Regions from separate parts of the Mus musculus genome. Here region 1 is linked to region 2. A link is a contact called in ENCODE Hi-C or POLR2A ChIA-PET data. All regions are on one chromosome and are shown on one strand. Each heading gives the region's core, a stretch centred on a gene start or an enhancer-like site at or near the end of the contact. The rest is flanking DNA. Distances are from core to core; before and after follow the strand shown.

Evidence for each region. A loop is a pair of places that touch in the nucleus more often than their neighbours do. ChIA-PET counts read pairs that join two places held with the same protein, here RNA polymerase II (POLR2A).
Region 1: a loop to region 2 is called in a map of T-helper 1 cell, with 6 times the contacts of the local background. The contact joins the promoter of Hexim2 here to the promoter of Klhl10 in region 2. A Hi-C loop is called at or near these places in 1 of 37 maps with a recorded cell type or tissue (T-helper 1 cell). POLR2A ChIA-PET finds 5 or more read pairs at or near these places in 1 of 5 experiments (Patski).

What each region holds. Positions count from the first base shown.
Region 1 is chr11:103,131,070-103,136,958 of GRCm38, reverse strand. It overlaps Hexim2 (hexamethylene bis-acetamide inducible 2), which reads right to left and starts at 3,600. Exons shown (of 3, transcript NM_027658.2): 1 at 3,502-3,600; 2 at 2,818-2,924. The coding sequence starts at 2,880.
Region 2 is chr11:100,437,571-100,443,288 of GRCm38, reverse strand. It overlaps Klhl10 (kelch-like 10), which reads right to left and starts at 1,365. Exons shown (of 5, transcript NM_025727.3): 1 at 1,065-1,365. The coding sequence starts at 1,258. Nt5c3b (5'-nucleotidase, cytosolic IIIB) reads left to right here and starts at 2,191. Exons shown (of 9, transcript NM_001102650.2): 1 at 2,191-2,245; 2 at 2,362-2,460; 3 at 3,035-3,104; 4 at 3,203-3,249. The coding sequence starts at 2,234.

The sequences.
Region 1 (5,889 bases), core at 2,351-4,850, 2.7 Mb before region 2:
TACACAGAGAAACCTTGTCTTGGAAAAAAAAAAAAGTCTCACTAAGTTCTCCAGGCTGAACTTGAACTCACTCTATCCAGGCAAGTCCACCTGCCTCGGCCTCCAGAGTTGCTAGGATTTAGGCCGGGGGTGGGGGGTGGGGGATGGGGGTGGGGGTTGAACTTAATAACTTTTGAACAGGGACTCCCCGCCCCCTCCCTGAGAATTAGATAACCAATCCAGCTTCCAGCTCTTTGCACGGTGGATCCTTTCCTATTGCCCACGCTTCAGCTGTAATGTTGCCTCTTCAGTGCCGCTCTCCCTGAAGATCCTATGACAGTGGCTCTCCCAGCTACCCTATCCTGTCACACAGGCAACCTCACAGATAGCACCCTGCGTGTTACTACTTATCAAATATCTTCATCCCCTAAGAACGCAACATTTTACCCCGATGTTCGGTGAACACACGGTTGTCTCTCTATTTATGGACTGTATGAGGTAGCAAGAGGTCCTAACCAAGGGGAGGTCGGTCGCAGACAGATTTCAGAGCTTTAAAGAGGGGGAGAGAATCCATCAATCCCAGGGCTTGGTGACAGGAGGCAAGCAGATGAGTCTAAGGCCAGCCTGTTCCAGGCCAGCCAGGGCTACACAAGGAGACCTTGGAAGAGGAAGAGGAGAGGGTGGGAAGGAGGGAGGGAGTGCACACAAGGGGCATCTGCTTATCTGTGTGGTGAGGGGCAGGAGTCCTGGGTGTGAGGATAGGGAACGAATTGCTCTAAGTTTGTGGTTAGAGAGATTTCTAATAATAACCACTCTCACAGTAGCATCTAAGCAGGGTCACTTTTTTACAGTTTTACTTATTATGTAAGTGTGTATGTGTGTATACAGACGCATCCTAAGGACATGGCTTGTGTGTGTGTGTGTATGTGTAGGTCACAGATCACTTGTGGGAGTTGGTTTTTCCTTCCTATTCTATAGATCCTGGAGGTTGAACTCAGGTTGTTGGTCTTGGTACGAGAACTAACTTTACCTGCTGAGCCATCTTGCTGGCCTCTGAGCAGGGGACCTGGGGGGGGGGGTCTGCTTTTGGAGACAAGCTGTTTGTTTTGGGGTCTCACTTGGTAGCCCAGGATAGTCTGGAACCCGTTCTGCAGCCAAGCCTGGTCTCAGCAATGCTGCCACGGTCTCCTGAGTTCTGGGATTACACACATGAAGCATCATGCCGACTGCCTCATTAGGTGTTTCAGAGATCCTAAGGGGATTCCAGGGGTGTGCATGTGTGTGTGTGTGTGTGTGTGTGTGCGTACTTGCGCGCTGTGAGATATTTGCAGTGTCCCTTCACCTGTAGCAGGAAGATCATCAATCAGATCATAAGGAATTGGCCTTGTCTTACTGGTGGTTTAAACAAACTAAGATGGCTCTGCTGCCCACCTACAGACACAACGTACAGGGATCTAAGGATAGCTTATTGTATGTTTCCGGTCATTTTCCTGTTCCCAGTCTTAGTTCCCTAGTGACTCCGGCCTAAAACCAAGCCAGCTCTGTCCCTCTGCTTATTCATTGTCTCCATTTTGAAGCTCTGACCCTCCACCACTATCACTATAAAAGATAAGTTCTGCTCTGTAACCTGCACGAGACATTCACCCTCTCTTGTAGCCTTACTTGACAAACGCCATAAGAAACCCAGACTAGGCTTAAATGGGTTAAAAGCCTCTCTGAGTTAAACACTGTCACACACACACACACACACACACACACACACAATGCCAGCACTCAGGAAGCAAAGGCAAGTATGTCTCTGAGTTACAGGCCAGCCTGGTCTACAAATCGAGTTTCACGGCAGCCAGGGCTGTTACACAGAGAAACGCTGTCAAAAAAACAAAAACAAAAACAAAACCCAGCAAACAACAATAACAGCAAAGGCCTGGGGTGTAGCTCCATGATAAAGCACTTTTCTAGCATTGGCAAGGCCCTGGGTTCAATTCCTAGCATTGTGAAATCAACAACAACAACAACAACAACAACAATAACAACAGAAACCAACTCTCTGATGTTTGGCTCTCTGCTATTTTGGAAGTGTGGTGATGGATAAGGGCCACCGAGAGCCAGCATGGGCTGGGACTCTGTGGGTTCCTGCTGTCAGCCCACATACTAAGTTGCCATTTACTGAGGACTTAGGCGCTTTCTCCCTCTCCTCTGAGGTTTTCCTGCCCTGCCTGTCAACCTGTACACCGAAATCTCTTGTCTTGACTCATTCTTGGTTCTCAGCCCGGAAAAAATAAATTTTTTTTTAAGTGCAAAATCTCTAACCAAGTTATTTGTCCTTGAGGTCACTTGTCATTGAGAGACAAGGTACTGTTATCAGAAGACCCTAAATGTAAGGTGGAATTTTGTTCCTCACAGGCTGCCTGATTCTGGAAAAGGTAGTGCAGCTCTCCAACCTCAGCTTCTGTCCACTGGAAATAACATCTACCTTGAAGGGCTTTTAGGAATTCATGAGCCATCATTGAATCACATTCTGGCCTACTTCCCAGAGCACAGTACAGACTCATTTAAAACACTGGCTTTCTAGCTGGGTGTGGTGGTGCAGGCTGTAATTTTAGCCCTTGGAAGGCTGAAGAAGAACGTTGTTGCAAGTTCGAGGCCAGCTGGGGATACACAGAAAGACACCCCCCCCCACCTCCCCCCTCAAGGTCTCAAACAAACGAAAATAAAATAAAATACTGGTTTTCTAAATCTACCAACCAACCAACAAGACAAAACAACAAAAGCCCTAGGATTTCAGCTATCTGACCCCACGTTTAGGGCTTTCAGGTGGCTGGGAGGGTGGGTACTTACCTTGGCCTCCTCCAGAGCAGCTGGTGACGCTGTGTTGCAGTTGGTATGGTTCACAGTGGCCATCTTCTCCTACTCTTGCAGCAGATGATGTCTTTAACTACTGTCACCTGCTTTGAACAACAACAGAAACCTAAGTCCTTAGGCAGAAGCTGGTTGGTCAGGAATTGTTTTGTCACAGCAGCAGCAGCCATTTTGTGGCCCCAGACCTGCATGGCCTTCACTTTCAAGTGAAGACTCGGAAGGCTGTTTCCATACTCTAGTCTTCACATTGCTAGCCAGCAAGGGACCAAGTGGGAGAGCAGAGGCCCTGGGCCTCTGCTCTCCTAATAAGTAAAGACAGGCTGGCAGTTAGGAGGGTAGGCCTGAGCTCTGTCACCCAGAAAGGACACTGCTTGGGGGATGCTGTGGAGAGGGTGGGTCTGTAGCTCCTGGAAGCCCCTATCTTGACCACCTTCAATCTCTCTAGGTTGGGACCTGGTCAGAGCCTATGGTTGAAGTCTTTTTGTCTACAGGGCCTGGACGGCTTCTCTCCTGTCTCAAGGAACGGGGAGCTAAAGGGAAGAAGTCTTCAAACTACATGCAGCTGACAGAAAGAAGAAGAAAAAAAATTCAATGGGAGTAAAAATGGAGTTCTTGGAGGAGGGAAAAGTCCTGGCAGGGAGATTTAACGAAGGTGGGACTGACCTATTTGCTGTCAAGGGCTTAGTGTACACCACTACCTCTGTGTGTCTTTCTGTGCGACCGCCTGTCCATGAGAGTCTCAACGCCTCTGCCCTATCTCTTGCTGCAGTAGCAGCAGCTCTGGCCAAGCCGCTAAAGCCCTAAGATGGGGGGGGGGGGAGGTGGAGGGGCGAAGAGGACAGCCTGGCAGCGCAATGGCTGCTGGGGGTTGTAGTTCTTCCACCCTAGGAAAGCTGCCCAGGATACTTTCAAGCTCCCATTACGTCAACAACCATGCCCAGGAACGCCAAAAAAAAAAAAAAAAAAAAAAAAAAAAAAAAAAAAAAAAAAAAAAACCTATTTGCCTTTGCGTGAACGTCCCGCGCTCACCGATCTCTTCTTTGATTGGGTCGCTTGTCTGCCAGTCTCCCGACTTTTGTCAACAACTAGCTGTGCGGAAGCACAACTGGACCCGCCCTGTCAGAGCTCAATTAAAGAGTTCATTGATGGCGTTAGGCTTTACCAGGGAGAAATAGAGATCCGGTCGCGGGGGCGGGGCTTGCGCGCGGAGGGATTCCCTAGCCTTGAGGAAGGCGACGAGCAGCTCGGGGGCCGCCGCCGCCGCCGCCATTTTGGGCTGGGAGGAGGCAGCGGAGGGACTCGCTGCGCAGTGAGAGCACCCCATGGGGGGTGGTCCGGGCGCGGGGAGAGGCCGGGCCGAGTGGGCTGCCTGAAGTGGCGGCGCCGGGAGACGGCGGGGAGTTGGGTCGGGGGCTGGGAAGGGTGAAGGTTGGCGTCTCCCCGGCCGAGCCCAGTCCTCAAACCGTCCCGGCAGCCTCTCCGCCTCGCCTTTGAGAGCGGCCTTTTGGGGTAATTACCGCGTATTTCCCGGGATCCCAGCAGAGGAGAGGCCAGTAAGACGGCTTCCCCTCTGCTGTGCTTCCACCGGGACGTGATCCTGAGGCCGAGGTCTGCCCAAGGCCTCTCGTCACCCCCATTCATCCCGGGTATGGCGGCCAGGCCCGGCGTAGCCGGACCCCCATCTGAAGGACGAGGTGGGCGCGACGCCAGTTGGAGACCCTGGCTCGCAGGGACGGGCCGAGGTTGCAACTCTGGCCGCATGCCCTGAGCAGTGCTAGTGAGCTGGAGGCTCCGAGGTTGCCCGGCCGGATTGCACCCGCCTCCCCACCCCCATACACCGTGTCCATCCCACTTCTCAGGGCTGCGAAAAGCAACAACCCTCTAACTTCTATAACAGCCACCAACTCCCCCTGGGACCAACTAGATCTGGGCACGTGGAAAGCTCGAGCTTAGCGCTTGGAAATTTCTGAGCTCTCTTGCCCTCAAGATTTCTCCCATCGAGCCCCGACTCTCCCAATGGCCTGACCTCGAACGTCAGCATCCGCTTTTGGAAACTCCTGAAGTGTGTCGCCCCACTTCAAAATTTCACGCCAAAGGGATGGGGTTATGCCCTTTGAAGGGTTGGGGGAAAGAAAATAATTTCAGTCACTACAGTCCAGTAATAGAAACGGAGTGGCCCATTTCGGGTACTTCAAAAACATCTGCTTGCATTTTGAAATCTGAGCCGTAACTTAGGGGCGAAGAGGCTGTGCTACAAGGGCAAAGGGAGTTAATTCCGATGTGATTTTTTTTTTTTTTTTTTTTGTAAGCCTACACCATGTCCCATTTAAAGTCTTGTTCCACAAACTAAAAAGAGTATTTTCTGTGCCACTGTCTCATTGTTACTGAAGCCATCTCTTCTGTAGATGCAGAAAGTACTTAAGTAGAAATGGCAGTTTTGATCTACTTTATGTGTTATATAGGATATAGGGGAGACCTCGAATAAACTTACAACCTAACATTATAGCACTGCCAGCATTTAAAAGGCTCTCTTACTGAACTTGTTTCTTAAAGATTTCCAGACTACACCTTCAAATGATAGCTTTGTAGTTGAGCTGTCAGTTAAAATTGTGCCCAGGTAAGGCTCTGAAGTAGGTGGTTAACTAGCCATTGATACCTGTGAGTACCTTGTAATGAATTTTACTGCTAGTTATAGATGGTCTTAACTCCTAGGCCCTTGCTTTAACAGTAGGACCCGGGAAAGTTTCTTCAGGGTTGAAGGACTGCCCCTTGTATTAATAAAAAAAACAAAGTCTTTCCAGCTGGATGTGGTGGATCTCTTAAATTTGAGGCCAGCCAGCTCTCCATAGAGAGTTTCAGGCCAGCCAGGGCTACTAGTGAAACTTGAATAGTCCTAAATGGGGTGAGAGCTTCCTAGCTATAACTAATTTTTCCCTCCATACCTCATGGTTTGAAGAAAAATTTTAAAGTCTACTGTGCAAACAAAACAACAAACAGAAATACCTGCTCACTATTGACTGGTTTGGGTTTTTTTTGAGACTTCTTACTCTA
Region 2 (5,718 bases), core at 116-2,615:
TTAAAACTATTCAAATTTCAGTGTCCATAAATAATTTGTATTAATCCTGTCTTCTGGGCCCATTTTTTTCTTTTTCTTTTTTTTTTTTTTTAATTTATTTATTTATTATATGTAAGTACACTGTAGCTGTCTTCAGACACACCAGAAGAGGGAGTCAGCTTTCATTACGGATGGTTGTGAGCCACCATGTGGTTGCTGGGATTTGAACTCAGGACCTTTGGAAGAGCAGTTGGGTGCTCTTACCTGCTGAGCCATCTCACCAGCCCCCTTTTCTTTTTTTTTAAGGCAGGGTCTCACCTATGTAGCCCTGGAACTCCCCATGTAGACCAGGCTGGCCTAGAACTCCCAGAGATCTGCCAGCCTCTGCCTCCCAAGTACCGGGATTAAAGACGGACAGAAACATCCTGGCCTTGTTTGGCAGTTCCTGATAGAAAGGCAGAGGTTGAACGGTTGCCAGAGTACATGGCCCGCTGAGCTTAAGCTATTTAACATCTTGGAGCTGTAGAGATGGGTCTCTTTTCAACAGAACACGAGGTTCCATGCCAAACACCTACATGGTAGCTGACAACAGTCTGCAATGCCTGTCCCAGGGGACCCAATGTCCCCTTATGGCCTCTTCAGGCGCATCATGTATGTGGCCCAGACAGACATACATGCAGGCAAGATATCCATCTATAAAATAAATGAATAAATACAAACTTTAAAAAAAAGATATTTACTATCTTCCTGTTGTTGTTGTTTTGGTTTTTTTGTTTGTTTGTTTGTTTTAGAAATAGATTCTCTATAGCCCAGGCTGCCCTTGAACTACTGATTCTCCTGCCTCAGCCTCTCCAGTTGCTGGGATTACAGGCCTGAGCCACTATGCCTGGATTATAAACTGGTCCTTTCGGAGCCTTATCTAGAGTGTAGGATCAGGTCTGTCCAACTTTTTTTTTTAACGCTGCAATGGCATGCTGTCAACCTACAAAGCTTAGACTTGAGAACAGCTCAAACCAGTTATAAACAAACACAGAGCCTCAGTGATGGGAGACACGGCTCAGCTTCCCCCCCCCCCTCCGGTGTACCTAAAGTAGGAGCTGCAGCTACAGAGGATGTTCTTGTGGGCATTGAACTCGAAGCCATTGACTTTGATGACCACGTCGCAGAGCTTGCCCTCAAGCCGGAGCTCGTTGAAGATCTCACAGGTCATTGCACTCATCTTTCTTTCCATGTGAGGCTGGTGGAACCGGGTGGAGGCAGCGGTGCTCTCCATCTCCATGGCTCCTTGGGACCAGGGGAGAGAGGCTGCTCTCCTGGGGTGTTGGGGAGGGTTATGGGGGGCCCCTTTAGCCAGCTGTCGCTCCTTTTCCCTACTACATCTTTCATATAGGGACCATCAGGCAGCCCAAGTTCCAGAATCCTGGGCAGTGAGATCACTCAGGATTGTGCTCTCAGGTTCTGGAACCCCCTTCTTGCCCCTTCTTTTCCTCCCCCTCCCCCCAGAACATACAGGTAGACCACCCCACATCTCTTTCCTCGACCTCAGACCTAGGGCAGAACTGTGACCACCAACACAATTGAGCCTTTACTGAGTCTGCTGCTTGTTGCATCTTCAGGTTGGGTCCCCACCTCCCTGCAGCATCCTTCCAAAGCTCTCTCTGGGCTCCCCATGGGTGCAGAGGCAGAAGCAGAGCTGATCAAATATCATGCTGGCCAGGGTCTTCCAGCCCCTGAGATGCCTTACTGCCTTACTTTGCTTGTGGTGCTGATGAAGAGCCAGTTAGGGAAGTGTCTCCTGGATACACCCCCTGTCCAAAATGCACTTGAATACCTAGTGGGTTGTTCTTTGCAATGCAGGGGATGAAATTCAGGGCCTCATACCTGCAGGCAAGAACTCTCTCACTAAGCAGTGACCCCCAACCCCAGTAAAGATTGCATTTGTGTTCCAGAAAGAGTGAGTGACAGGCGCCCATACACACCAAAGCCTCATGACAGCCAGCCCACATACAGGACCCCAGCGTCTTGGTACTCCCCCCCCTCGCCCCCCAACGTTCCCCCACCCCCACACACAGTAGACCATCTTCCCCCACACACCCCCGCACTCCCCACTCTTGCTTCTCCTGCCAGTATCCGGAGCCAGCCTGGAAACGGCCTGCAGCTCCTAGACCGACGCGACTAGTGCGAGGCGACGCCTGCGCAGTGTGGCTGTAAGGCGGGCGCTGTCTTCGGGGCCGCCCACCAGGCCAGCGGCGTGATGGCGGAGGAGGTGAGGCCACGGGCGGGGACGGTCCCGCGTGGCGGGATCGCGGGTGCGGAGAGACCCAGCTGTCCTGATGCCCATCGCGGCTCTCGGGTCAGCGGGTCTCTTGGGTCTCACGACAGGTAAGCAGCCTGATGAAGGCCACGGTCCTGATGCGGCAGCCCGGACGGGTGCAGGAAATTGTGGGCGCCCTTCGCAGGGGCGGAGGAGACCGCCTGCAGGTACCGGGGCTTGGGGTAGGGCGGGAGGGTGCCTGCCCTGCGGCCTTCCCGCCAACTGGGGTTCGCGCTCTGCGAGCCTGCGCCCTAGGGTGGTCATGGACAAACAGATTGGTTCACCTCGGGAAAGAGCCTACCTCCCCCAGTAGCCAACTTTCAGAGTAGTCAGATGTGACCCTTTTCCTGCCGCTTGGTTTTAGAAAGCAAGTGGGTGGAGGCCCCCCTCCCTCCCCCAGTCGAAGATAAGGGAGATCCACAAAGGTCGGAAGGCACCTTAAGAAAGAACCAGTGTATAAAGATGCCACAGAAAGTCACCCCCACATTTGGGGGACTTTGTTTTCTTCAGGGTTAACTCGTGTCCTGACACAGGATGTCACTTTTTTCCTTCTTTCTTCTGTCTCTCCCTAACCTTGCAAAGGCTTTGCTGCAGCTTGGTTAGACTTCCTCCGCTACCCCAGGCTGAGGCAAGGGCCAGGATAGACCAGTACCTAGTCAACCTAGTCAACCTAGTCAGTCAACCTAGTCAACCTAGTCAGTCAACCTAGTCAACCACCATCATCCGCCCTTTGTCTCTTAGGTGATTTCCGATTTTGACATGACCCTGAGCAGATTTGCTTACAATGGACAGCGATGCCCTTCTTCCCACAGTAAGTCACATTTTAGCTTTCCTTGTAGGGCTCAAGATGACAACTGCTATGGAGCAAATAAAGGGAGTCTTGTGTGTGTGTGTGTTTTCTTTTTTCAGATATTCTGGATAACAGCAAAATTATCAGTGAGGATTGTCGCAAAGAGGTGGGTCATTCCCTTCTTTGCTCAAACATGGCTGTGGTATGCTTCTGGGGTTGAACCACAGCGTCCAGGACTGAAATCTTAAGAAACTCCGTTCCTTAAACACAGTGTGGGGAGACCTGTAATCCCAGAGGCTGAGACAGGAGGATCCCAAGTTCAGAGGCTGCCTGGATTCCAGAAAGAGTTCAAGGTCACTTAGGCAAGGAAAAGGAAGCTGCATGGGTGTTGGTGGCGCACACCTTTAATCCCAGCACTCAGAAGGCAGAGGCAGCAGATCTCTGTGAGTTCGAGGCCAACCTGCTCTACATATTAAGTCTCAGCCAGACAAGGATAGATAGGAAGACCTTATCTCAAAAACAGAGGGAGTCTGGGTCAGAGGAAGCTTATCAACCATTCGAGACACTCTGGATTTGCTCCTTAGTTTCACTTGGTTTTGTTCTTCCATCATTCTTTTTTAAAAGTTGTTACAGTAAAGGAGATATGGTTTTCTTATTGGGTTTATTTTTATTATTTTAAAGTGTATGTGTGTGAGTGGGGTACATAGACATACAGATACCCTTGGAGGTCACAGGAGTTTAGAGTCGTGAATTGCCTGATGTAGGAACTAAGAACTGAACTCCAGCCCTCTGGAAGAGCAGTCAGTGCTCTTAACTGCGGATCCATCTCTCCAGCCCCTGGATCTAGTCTTAATCCATGAGGACAGCTTTTCCTTATTGGCTGAGACACAGTGATGGGTAGTTTGTGTGTGAGCACTATGCTTACTGCTCTCTATGGGGTTTGCACGAGACTTGGATGCCAGATCTAACTGAACAACCCTCTGCTCCCAAAGGTAGAGAGAACTACCTACCATATTACTGTCTTTGTCTAACATGTGAGAAAACAGGTGCTTAAAGAGGGTGAACCGTTTGCCCCAGGGTCATTTGATGGAGTTGCAGGTGTTGGTTTTATAGAGACTTTGTCCCAAGCTCTTTGCCCCATTTTATGCCATGTTCTTGATGATGTCACTTTCTGATAAGGGAGCAGATTCGGAGAATCTTCCGAATGGATGTGAATCCATTGCCGTAGGGTGTGCACAACACTGAGACGCCAACTCTAGAAGCTTGGCTTTGATTTACTCGGTCCCAGGCTTGTGCCCTGAGTGGTTTTTCTTAGAGCAGAGCCAGGCTAGGCTCTTACACGTGGCTGAGCTCATTCTTGTAGATAATCAATGACTTGGTTTCTGTTAGTCACTAAGGTTGCATACTAATGTGTATTGGTTGCTTGCATTGGTTGATGCTTCCTGTGGGTTTTGTTTTGTTGAGATTCTCATGAAGCCTAAACTGGCCTGGAGCTTGCTATGAAGCTGAGGCTGGCTTTGAACTCCTCTTCCTCCTGATTTTAGTTCCTGGTTGCTTGCATCAGACATTATGCACCACCGTATCTAGCTTAGAGTTTTGTTTCTATGGTATTAAGGATTTAACCCAAGGCCTTCCAATACTTTGTTTTGTTTTTCAAGACAGGGTTTCTCTGTGTAGCCCTAGCTGTCTTGGAACTCACTCTATAGACCAGGCTGGCCTCGAACTCACAGAGATCCACCTATTGGGATTAAAGGAATGTGGTACCACCTCCTGGCCCTTCCAAGACTGTTAACCTGATTGCTTGTTGTGGAGATGGCCAGGAACAAGAAGCTCCACTCTACCAAATGAGCTGTACCCCTGACCAACACTGAGGCTCTTAAGACATTCCAAGAATACTCTGCTTAATACCACGTAATCCCTGCATTTAATTCTCTTTTTGGACAGATGGACAGCCACTCCCTATGAGCTCCTAATAGTCCCAAGACTACATAAGTCCATTAAAATTCTTTACTCTGTCAGTTCTTTTTTTTTTTTTTCCCCCAAGGAGCCTTACCAATTGTTTCTGCATGACTTATGATCCATGAAGTAGCTGTCCCAGAAGGTCAAAAGTCCTGGTTTCCTAGAAAGAAATCCTAGCTAAAAGAGGCACATGCAGAAGCTCTGAAATTTTCCAAATGGTGACATGGATGGAATTGTCACCAATGTGCTGGGATTCTAACACCAATCTGCAAGGTCTGTTTTATGACTCTTTGTCATGTGCTGGCAGTCCAAGCCTAGCTGCATGCATTTTAAGCAAGTGTCCCACCACTTAGCAGGTCCTGAGCCATAATTCCATGATCTCCTTTCTCAGCTACATCTGTGGAGCACTTCTATAAATCTTTCTCTTTTTCTTTTCTTTTTCTTTTAATATGCATGGATGTTTTACCAGCATGTATGTCTATGCACCATATGCACAGAGTGCCATCAGCAGCCAGAAGAGGGCACTGGACCCCCCCTGGAACTGGAGTTACAGAGGGTTGGTCCCCACCAACCTGTGGATGCTGGGAACTGAACCCGAGCACTCTGGAGCAGCCAGTGCCCCTAACCACTGAGCCATCTCTTCAGCCTTAAGTAGTTTTCTTTTTTAAGTTTTAAT